Regions from separate parts of the Homo sapiens genome. Here regions 1 and 3 are each linked to region 2. Evidence: chromatin contacts called from ENCODE Hi-C or POLR2A ChIA-PET data. All regions are on one chromosome and are shown on one strand. Each heading gives the region's core, a stretch centred on a gene start or an enhancer-like site at or near the end of the contact. The rest is flanking DNA. Distances are from core to core; before and after follow the strand shown. Region 1 overlaps CDK14 (cyclin dependent kinase 14). Region 2 overlaps CDK14 (cyclin dependent kinase 14). Region 3 overlaps CDK14 (cyclin dependent kinase 14).

The links. Hi-C counts contacts between places; a loop is a spot of excess contacts on that map. ChIA-PET counts read pairs that join two places held with the same protein, here RNA polymerase II (POLR2A). Pooled maps may share reads with other maps.
Region 1: a loop to region 2 is called in a map with no recorded cell type, with 4 times the contacts of the local background. The contact joins two enhancer-like sites. A Hi-C loop is called at or near these places in 2 of 168 maps with a recorded cell type or tissue (GM12878 and OCI-LY7), 34 of 37 single-sample maps with no recorded cell type and 8 of 50 pooled maps. POLR2A ChIA-PET finds 5 or more read pairs at or near these places in 2 of 52 experiments (GM12878 and OCI-LY7).
Region 3: a loop to region 2 is called in a map with no recorded cell type, with 7 times the contacts of the local background. The contact joins two enhancer-like sites. A Hi-C loop is called at or near these places in 7 of 37 single-sample maps with no recorded cell type and 4 of 50 pooled maps. POLR2A ChIA-PET finds 5 or more read pairs at or near these places in 1 of 52 experiments (Caco-2).

The regions. Positions count from the first base shown.
Region 1 is chr7:90,711,894-90,716,565 of GRCh38, forward strand. All of the region lies in intron 2 of CDK14 (cyclin dependent kinase 14), which reads left to right. Among named protein-coding and RNA genes, the nearest start is that of CDK14, 120 kb to the left of the region's middle. Within about 2 kb of position 3,391, at least 2 of the 41 ENCODE cell types and tissues checked have a DNase peak (open chromatin) inside an H3K27ac peak, as active enhancers do; they include GM12878 and OCI-LY7, where a contact is called at or near this core.
Region 2 is chr7:90,930,674-90,934,715 of GRCh38, forward strand. All of the region lies in intron 8 of CDK14 (cyclin dependent kinase 14), which reads left to right. Among named protein-coding and RNA genes, the nearest start is that of FZD1, 330 kb to the right of the region's middle. Within about 2 kb of position 2,083, at least 3 of the 41 ENCODE cell types and tissues checked have a DNase peak (open chromatin) inside an H3K27ac peak, as active enhancers do; they include GM12878 and OCI-LY7, where a contact is called at or near this core.
Region 3 is chr7:90,735,752-90,740,189 of GRCh38, forward strand. The region is part of intron 3 of CDK14 (cyclin dependent kinase 14); the gene reads left to right. Among named protein-coding and RNA genes, the nearest start is that of CDK14, 140 kb to the left of the region's middle. RefSeq lists an enhancer at 1,595-1,884. Within about 2 kb of position 1,705, at least 4 of the 41 ENCODE cell types and tissues checked have a DNase peak (open chromatin) inside an H3K27ac peak, as active enhancers do.

The DNA of each region.
Region 1 (4,672 bases), core at 2,141-4,640, 220 kb before region 2:
TTTTTTTTCAATTGAGCCGAGGGTCTCACTATGTTGGCCAGGTTTGTCTTGAGCTCCTGGACTCATGTGACCCTCCTGCTTTGGCCTTCCAAAGTACTGGGATTACAGGCATTAGCCACTGCACGCAGCTACAGTCTACTTTTAAAAATATTTCAAAGAGAAAATATGTGGCAAGTTTTTTTTTTTCATTTTGGTAGTTATGAAGGAGATATTGTATGCTTTGATATTTTTTATTGTGGTGAAATATATATAACACAAATCTTGCCATTATTACCATTTTTAAGTTTATAATTCAGTGGCATTAGATATATTCACAGTGTTTTCAACCATCACCACTATCCATTTCCAGAACTTTTTCATCAACCCAAACAGAAACCCTACCCTGCTCTCATTAAATAGTAACTCCCCATTCCCCTTCCCCCTGCCCCTGGTAATCTTATTCTACTTTCTGTGTCTGTGAGTTTGGCATTCTAGGTACCTCATAGTAGATTAAATTGAGTCATATGTATTTTTTCTTTTGTCTCTGCCGTGTTTTAGCATGTTTTCAAGGTTCATCCATGTTGTATCATGTATCAGAATTTCATTCCTTCTTAATGCATTCTTTGATTTTTATATGGGATAGACAGCAGTTTTTCCTCATATGATGACATGAATCAAGTTCCTATATGGACATCGTAATAAATACTTTAGATATACTAAAATAGCCTATGGGAAAGGGCAAGGAATAAGGAATAGAAATGCACTGAGAGGAAGAGTTATGGATATATTATATATTATTTTCATATATTTATCTATGGATGTATTATAATTGAGATGCTAAGATTTTCACATCAATTCTTTGCTGATAGCAGCATTCAGCTGAAATAATTGGAAGCTGGGCCATGGCTTTTGTCATTATTAACATTTGAATTTCACCCACTGTACTTGTGTCTCCTTTCTCTATTTTACTTCATAAGCAAAGACTGATCATGTTGAGGTCTTCTTACAGAGTCAGAGACTCTTAGAGCTGGCAGGTACTTTAGAAATTGTGTTATTTAATTGGTTCATTATCATTCATTAGCCAACGTGAGAGGGAAACTCAGTCTCCTGCTGCCCGCCATGGGCCTTCTTTTACTCCCCACCCCTGTTTTCAGTGGAAACAACCAGAAAACCCCAAGTATCCTCTGAGTTTGACAGAAATAGTAGAGGGTGTAAATTTGATGCCACATTAAGAAGTTTTCCGTTGGATGAGGTAAGCCTAGCTTCATCAATACAGCTTTCTGTTTCTCAGATTTCTTCCTGATACTGCTTCCATAAATCCAGATGGTTTTTCTGAGGGGACCCTTTTTAGAAAGCCAAGTTAAGGCCTCAGTGCTGTTCATTTATTTTCTGTCGACCATTTTGACAGTTCTTACACTGGGTCAGTCAGCAGTTTATATCCATGCTTTTAACTCACTATCCAGGGGACCCAACCATTTATAGAGGAAGAAGATTCAACATAGCAATATCCAATACCTGAGTCTTCCCAAATAAGCCTGCTCCTTCTTAATGGGTCTTGCTTTCTATCCCCCTAACTGTTTTTCTGTCCTCCTAACTGTTTTTCTGTTATGGCCTGACTTTTATTATGAGACTAATTCAGAATCAGATTAATCAAATGCATGTTAAATTTGAGTGGTAGGTTTGTGGGGAGAGAGGGAAGATGGGCCAGAAAACCTTAAACCAGTGAGCAGTTATTTTGCACAGCTTTGGAAGTACTTTTTTTTTTTTTTTTTCATCAGGAGAGATAAGAGAGAATGGAGAGAAATGGAGAGAATTGCAGATAAAGTTGTTTTTTGTTTACTTCTCTCATGATGTAAGTCCCAGGGGACATGTACGAAAGACAATACAGTGGTCAAGAGCTTGTGCTTTGTATTCAGAGTCCTGTAATCAATCCCATCTCCTGTGTTTATTTTCTGTGTGGCCTTGGACATGTTACTTAATTCATGTGTGCCTCAATGTAACCATCTGCAAAATTGAGATAATACTAGTCACCTTTCTTATGAGGTTGTTGTAGAGATTAATTGGGAAGCTATTTTTAAAGCATTTTTATAGTAATTTATGTAATAAGAGCTCAACAAGTTAGCCATCATCATCATTGTCATCTCATCTAGAAATCCTTGATTTCCATCTCTTTTCTATCAGCTGCATTATATCTTGCCCAAGATCCTTCTGTAGTTTGACTATAGAGCATATGTAATTATTTCTTAGTGTTATTGAGTCTGAGTGGATAAAAGGAGGATGTAACAGAAAGCTCCAATATCCTGTTTATCATCTGGCAGACTTTGGAAGGGTAAATGTTCTTTAGACTTACTTTTCGGCCCAGTTGATAACACATTTGCCCCAGCAGCTTATTCCTCAGGTAAATGAAATCTTGCTAAAAATACAAAGTTGACAGTGAAACGCTTCTGGAAGCACTGGGGTTTGTTTTCCGGTGACAGACAAACAGCAGGATGTGTGTATCCCACTGCTGTGCTCTATTCACCTTGCATCTCTCAGGCAGGATTTGGTATTGACTTTTCTCAGCTACAGGAAAGGTTTACAGAACTGGTCTTCATGAAATCAGTTAGGAGTGTTATTAATGGGTTACTGTCAAATTTATTATTGCTGAAATTTTGGCTCTTTATAATAGATGAATCAATTGTTAAAGCAACATTGAAAGATACTTCCATTTTCTCCTCAAAGGTTCATTGTTCCCAGTGTTCCTCTTCATAAGCTCTGTGTGGTTAGTGACCCATATATGATTCTCTGAAAATGTTAAGAGCTTCAAAAGTCAATTCTATATTGAGTGATGCCCTATATTTTCCTGAACACTTTGATGGAGTTTGCATCTAGATTTATTTTATAAGAAGAAAAACATTAAACTTTTAAACTTTATAACATCATTCTTGACATCAACCACTAAATTATTATCCAAGCACTAATAATACATTTATATTTTATTAAAAAGATGGCTATTGTAGATTTGGAGATGTATGTTGTATTTATATAGCCATCTGTTTCGGAGTAAGAAGATAGTACACAATTTTATTTCTCCTTTAGGGAAGGAATTTAAAAATATTTATAATCTTTATTTTTAAACGCTGTTCATATGGTTACTGGGGGAAAGAATTCAGATCCTAAAGGATCAGTCATATCTCCAGTAGTGTTTTCTCTTCAGTTTTCATGTTTTAATGTTATTGCACCTTCTGGATGCTGTATTTTACATGAGGGACAGAATAGTGAGCTACAGATATTTGAAAGGTGTAGACATGAAGGAAGAACTGGCCTGGTTTAGTACAAAGAAGCCAGGGGTGGTTTAGTGAAACTCAAAAGTGAAAACAAACAGAATTCAGAAGGCACTTGAGACTGTCTTTTGCACGGCCTTTGAGACAAGTGAGCTTCTGCAGTCCCTGTGATGTTTAAAAATACCCCTCAAACATTAAGCATATGTGTGTATAGGTAGAAAGCGTCCTGGACCATATTATTGATTTCAAGTCTATGAATCTGAGATCAGCCTCTTGTGTTTATTAGTGGTTAGTGCTTCTGACATGGTAGACATTTTTAGTTTTTAAATCAGAGTAGTTAACAGTCAGTCCCCTTCGCCAGCTTAGTTCATACTGCTATATGTTGTGGAGTCCTTTGGAAATACACTCTGTTTTCCCCTTTTCAGGTAGAACCCAAGGCAAAACCTAAAAAAGAAAAGCTATATTTAAACCTGTAAATCCTGTGGGAGAGGGAGAAAAAGTTTTTATTTGCAGGAATAGACCTTTTTTTTTTTTTTTTTTTCTAGAGTAAGAGTTTTAAGGGAATAGTGTCTTGATGAAGAAACTAATTAGCCATGCAGTGTGAGCCACTGTGTAGCTTGATTTTTCTATTTTGTAGAGAATAGGTATTCCATTTCCCCAGTGCAGCTATGGGAATTTTGTAGATTGGAAAACGCTGTGTTTTGTAGAATCTCAAAACAAAGTCACCCGCTTGCTCTGCTTGGAGCTTCTCATCTCTTGTGTCCCATTTCTGAGCCCTTTGGCTATAAATGTTTTGTTGAGGGGTGGGGGGAATATAGATATCAATTTTAATATTTCACCTCTTAACACGTACCATTTGGTCGTATGATATGAATTCTGCACTCCTGACTCTGTCTTTTTTCCATGATGGCATTTTAACCAGCATATAATTGTGGATGTCAACTGGAAGTCAGAAAATGTACATACCTTCTTCTTTCTCTTGTTGACCTTTTTGGGATATTTAATGTTTTTAGTGGAAACAGTGTCTGAAAGACATCTCATCTGGCTTTTCACATAATCAGAGTAGGATTTAACTGGAGTGGGAAATGTTCAGTTATGCCATTTGGGCCAAAGACTCCCCTCACACCCACACCAAAGGAGGACCTGTTTTAGGATACATGGTACTCTTCACAAATTTAAGTTCCTTTTCAAATTTCTTTTCTAGATCCTGAGGTGACTTCCTTCTAAGTTTTTCCTCCAAAGCTACCAAATAAACCCTAGTAAGTAGTAAGCAAAGCAAGATTCTGAATTCAATTCTACTTAGGATAATTTTGTAGTAATTGTTTTTATAGATATGATGGCTAGCAGCAAAACAATGTTCCTATATTAGAGACACATACATCTATAAATTTCTATGCAGGAAGTAATGTCATATATGCTGCTATAACCCA
Region 2 (4,042 bases), core at 833-3,332:
CATTAGATTGCTTTTAGGAAGCAAAATGGACTCAAACTTCAGTCATTTCTAATAATAGTAAGAGCCTATTACAGTTTATGAAGTGCTTCATAGCTCTTACTTTGTTTTATCCTTATAATCCTGTGGAGTAGAGAGTGCAGGTCTCATTACCCCCTCTTTAATGTGAGAGCATTGATTTGTGCTTGTAATATTAGCTTTATTTAGGCATTAGAATGACCAATATTTTAACATGGGCATTTCTGTTGAGTCTTCAGACTTGAAGGTAATTCATTTGAAATAATCTTATAAGATCATATCATATGACTTCTTGTACATCTTTTAAATAACAACATGAAGAGCTTTCAAGTAGTTCTGATTTTTATTATGATCAGTGATTTTTTAAATAGGTATATTACAGATAAGTAAGTTTTGCTATCTAGCACTGTATCAAAGAATAGCTATAAATGAGCTCCTTGATCTCCCTCAATAATAAAATTTAGACTAGTAACTGGAATTAGTGCTATTAAAATTCAGACATAGTATCACTTTACTTTGAAATGCACCTAAGTTGAGAAATTTTGATGCAAATTTGAAATTGCCTTTGAATCACTGAGTGCCAGATTAAACATAGCACTTTTACCCACCAGTTCTAAAGGGCTATCTGTAAATTGAAAGCACAAATGTTGAAGGCAGTAAAACATTCTAGAATGTGCAAGTTGGCCCTTTCATTGCCAAAGAAGTAAAGTTTCTGGAAAGCAGGAAGACATTAAAAAACAAAAACAGAACTCAACACCTTTTAAAGTGATGGATGTGATGTCAAACAAGGTGCTCATTGGACTCTACTCCATTTCCTTTCCTCTGCAAGCTGCTCTGTCCTTCTGCCTCCAGCCTCCTGACAGTCCCTGTCATTGCTGGTGAGAGGTGATGTGTATGGCTGATGTGATGGGGGAAGGAAGGGATAAGAGAGGAAAACTACTGTTTTGTCTTCTTCATAGCTGTAAATTATTTTCTTGAGAAACGCAATTGCAGAATTTGTTCATAAAAATACCATGCTTGGTTGGTTTAGAGAAATAAAAGATCAGGAGGGACTAGAGAAATATTTCAAATGAAACTTTCATCTTTGGATTTTGTGTGTGTGTGTGTGTGTGTTTTGGTGAGAAGTTTTATTGTTTTGGGTCTTAGAGGTCCCCCCACAACAAAGTTTATTCTAAAACAAGTTTTTACTGCTTTGACTTATCTTAGATTGAAGCTAGTCTGTTGATTCAAACACATGAATACGTTTTTTTTTCTTACAAAATATGTTGAGCATTATATATTTTTGTTGACAATTTACAAGACGGAAAAATTAGGGAAGCAACAAAACTTTTCACAAAATATAGTTTGTTGGATAACAGCAAATTTGGATATTTTTAGGAAGAGTTGGATAATTTCCCTCAATTCGTGGGATGGCTGTTGTCCACTTTTGCACATGTTCTGCCTCCTGTCTGAGGCATTCACAGCTGGCTTTGGATTTCTGTGTCTCCTAAAGCTTCTGTGAATCTGAAAAGTCATTTCTGAAACTGTGGTCTGCGGCTGGGAGCAGTGGCTCATGCCTGTAATCCTAGCACTTTGGGAGGCTGACACGGGCAGATTGCTTGAGCCCAGAAGTTGGAGACCAGCCTGGCCAGCATAGTGAGACTATGTCCCTATTTCATAAAAACAAAGAAAAGAAAAATAAAATTATGGTCCAATTAACAAAATAATTGTTAAAATTAGGAAAAATGTCCTTGATCAAATCTGTTTGGGGTGAGCTGCATATGTGCATCTCTCCCATCTCCCCCCAGCCAGTAGAATCTCAATGTTCATTAGCTAATGATTAAAAGCTCTTGGTCTTCTGCTGTTAAAATTAAATCTGCCATTACATCTCCCAGATTTACTAGATTAAGAACAAATTTTGGACTCTGTGGAACATAAGTTGGGGAAATGTTGGTATATTAGCTGTCTGTTGCTGTGTAAAAAATTACCGCAAAATAAGCTGCTTAAAATAGCACTGGTTTATTGTCTCAGTTTCTGTGTGGTAAGAGTCTGAGTATGGCCTAGCTGGGTGCCTCTGCCTCCAGGTGTCCCTTCAGTCTGCACAGTCAGCTAGGCCTTCTCTTGTTTCATCTGAATGCTCCACTGGGAAAGGATCTACTTCTGAGCTCACATGGCTGTTGGCAACATTCTGTTTTTTGAGTCTCTTGGACTGCGAGCCTCTCACAGACACTCAAAGGAAGAATATTCCACAACAAAGTGAATATGAATAGGCAAGGGAGTCATGGGAACCACCTTAGCGTTTGCCAACCATTGTTGGTATCAAAAGTACTGTCCAATTATGTCGTGGTGATTAAACTATGTGATATGGTTTTCCATAAGGAATAACAGTTGGCTGGGCATGATGGCTCATGTCTGTAATCCCAGCACTTTGGGCGACTAAGGCAGGCAGATCCCTTGAGCTCAAGAGTTCAAGACCAGCCTGGGAAACATGGTGAAACCCCAACTCTACAAAAAATTAGCCAGGATTGCCTGAGCCCAGGAGGTCGAGACTGCAGTGAGCCATGATCTTGCCACTGCATGCCAGCCCAGGTGACAGAGTGAAACCCTGTCTCAAAAAAAAAAAAAAAAAATTGTTAGCATGTAGTGCATGTCAGCAGCTACCTTAGGGTGTAAAGATTTATAAACGGTATTGATAATGATGATGATTAATGATAGTACAGGTGATGATAAGGAAGCCTTATTGGTTGTTGCTCATGTGAAACACTAGGGTAAGCACTTTGCCTGTAGTATCTTTTCAAATCTTCACATAGTCTCCTTTTCTATATAACAGTTCGAGAAGTTATGTAAACAGAGGGCTGTAGATTGTTTTCAAACAGCTCACTGAGAAAATAGACAATTTATATCACTAACTATATTGTATGACAAGTAACTTCTTTATATAGAATGGCAGACCAGAAAAGGACACTGCACTTTTTGCTTGGGAGATTTAGAGAGAAAGACCTAAAGAATTATTTTCAAGGTCCAAATAGGATTTCATGAAGTTTTAAGACAAGGACAGAGACAGGGCTCAGTATAAGTAAAGGTAGGTAAGGTTTATGTTATGGTAATATTTCATAATCCTCCACTAGTAACATTCCAGAAGACAGAGCTTTTGCTGTGTAGCCATGAGCAGAAATGTTGATGTTCATGTGGACAGCAAAGCTGGAGAGTAGATTGTCAACAAGGTGGTAGCAACAGTAACAGATGGCAATTATTTGATTATATTTTTTATTATTTATTTATTCCCAGCCTCTTTCCAAAATGGCTCTGAAGCAGCTGCTGATCTGACGCTCCACTCGCTTTATTCTTATTTAGCCTGCAGGCTGTGCTAGGCAGACTTGTTTCCATCCAGCACATGCTCTCACTCCAGTTGCAGTCTCCAAGCTCCAACCTTCATCATGTGCCCCTGGAAAGGCGGTCAGTGCCCAGGAGGCCTTGGGGCGTGAGAGCAGTGGCACAAGAGGGTTTCAGCATGTGTTTCTCTGGCCTCCTATCAGCTGGAACCTGCTGCCAGTCAGGCGGGACTTAGGCCAGGACCAGTCCCTGCCCAGATATGCCCCTGGGACTATGGCAGAGCCCTGAGCCAGGTGCCAGCAATGTACAGTTTGCCATGTACAGGGCCAGTTGGCAGATCAAAGGAGGCCAGCCTGAGTGAATAAGTCCTGGTCCCATTTACCAGTCCTCTGGGATAGAAGGAGAGTGATAGCCAAGGCTCACAGCAACAACTGGGGATGAAAATCTAGGAACCTGTGTCTTTTCTGGAAGTCCTTCCCTTGAGCAGAGATGGCAGCAAAAAGGCAGGCTCCTTTTGCAGTGAACTTTAGTTTTAAAAGCATGGTATCAAGGAATTGGAAGTCCAGTATTTCTTCTAACTTTGTCACCAGTTAGTTTTTTTATTTTGGACAAGTCACTTAAATGGACAGTTGTGTTTTCTGTAAATTAAAAAACTAAGAATGAATTCAGTGATCTATTTTAGCTTTAAGTTATGGTTTTAATGTTTTTAAATGTT
Region 3 (4,438 bases), core at 455-2,954, 200 kb before region 2:
TTGCTGGGCACCGTGGAGGTGGGACCTGCCGAGCCAGACCACTTGGCTCCCTGGCTTCAGCCCCCTTTCCAGGGGAGTGAACGGTTCTGTCTCCCTGGCATTCCAGGTGCCACTGGGGTATGAAAAATAAACTGCTGCAGCTAGCTCGGTGTCTGCCCAAACGGCTGCCCAGTTTTGTGCTTGAAACCCAGGCCCTGGTGGCCTAGGCACCGGCGGGAATCTCCTGGTCTTCCGGTTGCAAACACTGTGGTAAAAGCACAGTATCTGGGCCAGAGTGCACTGTTCCTCCCGGTACAGTCTCTCATGGCTTCACTTGGCTGGGGGAGGGAAATCCCTTTACCCCTTGCGCTTCCTGGGCAAGGCGATGCCCTACCCAGCTTTAGCCCTCCGTGGGCTGCACCAACTGTCCAACCAGTCCCAGTGAGATGAACCGGGTACCTCAGTTGGAAGTGTAGAAATCACCTGCCTTCCGTGTTGATCTCGCTGGGAGCTGCAGATGGGAGCTGTTCCTATTTGGCCATCTTGCCAGCAAATCCTGTCTGCTGCCTTTTTGTTCTCTCCCCTGTTGTGATAAGAAGGGGTACTTTATTATGTTTTTGTTTTTTTTTTTTTTTTTTTTTTTTGGTAGAAAGGTTAATTTCCACTGGATTCTGAATTGGGCAGAAAATGGAAACATTAACACTTTTTGCATAACGCCATTTTACATCCCCTGCAGCAGTGTAAAGATTTGATCAGTTAATTCCCATGGGAAGCATGGGAAAACAAGGGAGCCTTATAGACACGGGTGTTATTTTTAACAATGCTTAGAGGATGTAACAATGACTGATAAGCATCAAAGGAAGACCCTGTTTCCTTAAGGGTCACCATGATTTATGTCATACTTTTATTTTATCATTATTTCTTTTAAAATATTAGTTATCTTTTATAGGCTCCAAGAGTAGAGCTGAAAAGGAAGGAAAATGTGATAGAAGTGTGGCATTGCAGCCACTGTTTTAATGAGGAAAGCATTGTTTTTTGGAAATACTGTGGTAGAAACTATTTTAAAATATCATGCCTTCCCAGCCGTATACATCTATATGCTCTTCACATACAGGCCATTATATATTAGGAGCCTTGACTGAAATCAAGGAACCAAGAATGCCTTGACCTCAGTGGCCATCATGCTAATGTAACTGGCTGATTGGTTTTTTTCTTCAGATAGTGGCACTTTAAAATTCACGCAAAATATAAAGAATGAGGTTTTATTTATAGTGGTATATTTTAAGAGGGTGTTTAAGAGGTTTTTAAATTTGTTTCAGATGTATATTGAGTGCCCACTTTTCCTAGGACTAGTTCCTGTGTGGTGTTTAATACCGTCACTGATGTGACAAACCTTCCCTCCCCTATTCCTGCCACCTCCTCTAACCCAGCTGTGCTCCTCAGTAGCTGCAGTTCTTGGGAGTACTACAGGAGATTTCCTGTCTTGCTGGACCAATTTAGAAGGGATTTCATTGAGTTATGCTGTCATAAGCTGATCTTAAAGAGGGCATATTTTCAGAAACTCATATTTAGGTTAAGGTCCTCTCTACATTCCACAAATTGCTCCAAATTTACCTCTTTTCATCACCATAAAAATCTATATCCCATGATAGGCAGGCCTAATCTGGGAGATGTGGGAGGAGGGTGCAAACCTGCAAATGAGAGTTTCACTTCTGTTTTTAGATACTTGTTCTTAAGGTGTGGTTGGTGTGTCATCTTGGCGTTACTTCCTCTTCTGGGGAGTGGAAAATTCCCAGATTAGAACCAAGCCCCCTTGACAGGTTGTTACCATGTGTGGTGTTTGGATCCATACCTCTGCACAGCACCTAGATCTATTTTATAACCAAGTTACCTATCAATGATGCATTACCTTAGTGTGGCTGTAATAGGGCTATCAATGCTGGGTGATAAAGCTTGTTCTGGAGATCAAAGGCAAAATAAAAATTAGCCCAGTCAGGTTTGACTTTAAATCCTTATTTAATGGAGTCACGTGGTTCTGATTGAATCCTTCCTCTCTCACCCTCATACCCACTCTCACAATTACAGTATAATGTGCTGGAGAAGTGATTCTCCATTGTGGTTTTCCTCAATTCAGGGGGTACTCAACAATCTTAAGCAAGGGGTTATGTGTGAGGGTTAAAATCAGTTTTCAATGAAGTCAGTATGAAGCTATGGACATTCTTACTGGATATCAGGGTATCATTACAGTGAACACTGAAGTATACTCATGAAGTTTATAAAAATTGCAGTTCAGACACCCATCCTTGCTTCTGTGAGTGGGGTTTCAATAGAAGATAGACCGAAGCATGTTTAATATTTCCTCTATGTGGGTGAGGGTTAGGACTCTGTGTGAATATTCCACCAGTGTAATAGTAACAAAGAAAATAATTCTCAATTCTGATAATCTTGGCTTGAATTCTAGTTCTGCCAGTAACTATAGGATTTTAGATGAGTTACTTTATTTTTCCAGTCTATAAATTATTCATGTTCAAATGGGGATAGTAATAGAACCAACCTCATGGTGGTATTATAGAGATTAAGTTTATGTAATACATATAAAATGATTAGCTTAAGGTCTGATACATAATTACTTGATATTAGCTAGTTGTTATTATTATTACACAGACAATGAACTAGAGCTGTCAAGGGTTAAGAACACCTCTATGGCAGGGTGACAAACATTGTTCAGCTGGAACATTATGTGCACTTTTCATTATCCATGTCAGTGTTCCCCTCCGCTGGCCCAGATAATTGACGGTTCTCTATACTTTTATTCAGTTTTTTAAAAAAGTGTTAACATCATCTCATTAAATTTCACATCTCTATGCAGTTAGTGTCTGTTAGAAATTGCTGATTAGCCCTCTGTATTTCCACGTCTCTAAAGTGGTATCTCAAGCCTACACTCTAAGTAGGGAAGCGATAAGCAGAGAATAGTTGTCCCATAAAGCTGTTTCTCATCCATCCACACACCTGACATCAAAAAGCCAAAGATAATGTTTAAGGTTGACTACACCTTGGTTTGATCCAGTATCTTTATTTAAATGTGATGATTTAATAAAGTTGCAAGGAAAAAAAGACAAAGGACTCCACTTTAATTATAAACAAAAATCTCTCCTTCTGAATTATTCTTTTTTTTTTACTTATTTGATGGGAAGAATTTTATTATTGACCTCTTTAAATATTTGGCATTTGGATTCTTTATTTATGTGTACAGTAATTACAGATCAGACCATTTCTGCATACTTAAAATAGGAGACTCACTTTATAAGAATCTAACTCTCAAAGCGGAGACTGTCTCTTAGATGCATCCTATTCCATAGGACTGTTGTTTTGTAGACTAGGAAAAGTTTTAGAGAGAATTACATGCCTTTGATTCTTCCTATGGAGTCAGCATGATTGATTTGTAAGTTACAGTGTATTTCCACAATGTCTACCTGTCAGTTTCACAGGGCAGATAATATTGATTTTTTTACCACAAAATGTGGCAAAGTATTAATTTTCTGCCATTGTAGTGTTAACAGAATATAGAATACAACCGTAGCAGTTAATGCATCCAAACCCAGTTAGTTAGATAGACTACTTTGTACCATTGGCATCTTCCTTTACTAAATCTTTCTTGTGAATGAATGGAGATTGTTTTTATTAAAATTTTTTTTGTTTTTCTAATTTCCTCAGTTCAGTTTTTTCAAGTAGTAAGTTTAATATGGTCTATGTCTTAAAAATAACTACATTAACTCTTTTATACAAAACTATCTATGTAGAGTGAATATATCGTTTTTAGAAAATTATTTGTGCCTTTCCAGAAAGAGAAAATTTTGGCTTCCTGTTCTCTTGCCAAGTGGTGACTGTGTCTTATACTTACTCTAAGTAGTCATTAGCAGTTTATCTCCTAATAAGAATAAAAAGGTAATTTTCCGCTGCTGTGTTTTTCTTTAACTTAGATTGCATTCATTCTTAAAGGAGCACAAAAGCAAACACACAGACCTCTCATTCTGATTTTAAATAATTTAGAGTGGAACTGTGAACACAATATTTTCCCCATTGAAGATCATTTTATACTGAAGTTTAATATAGGTTTTTAAATTTCTATTTAAAACTTGGGCTCAGGAGGGTGATGGTAAAGTGTGACATTCACAAGCTGTTTCCTGGTGATGAAAAATGCATGAGAACATAACCCACACAGGACTAGTCAGGCGACTTTGAATGTAATTTTCCATTAAATTTTACTTGATTTAACTCAACACATGGTTTGTATCTTACAAATTTCTTGAAGAAAGAAATAGGTGGTCCTAAGTGAATGTAATGCCTAAAGAGCTCATCATTGTAATCATAGTTTAAATTACGTGGAACCAAGTTAAATTCCTAAAAAAAAAAACTTACACCCTCTCCTCCCTTCTTCTCCTCCGTTTCTTTCTATATT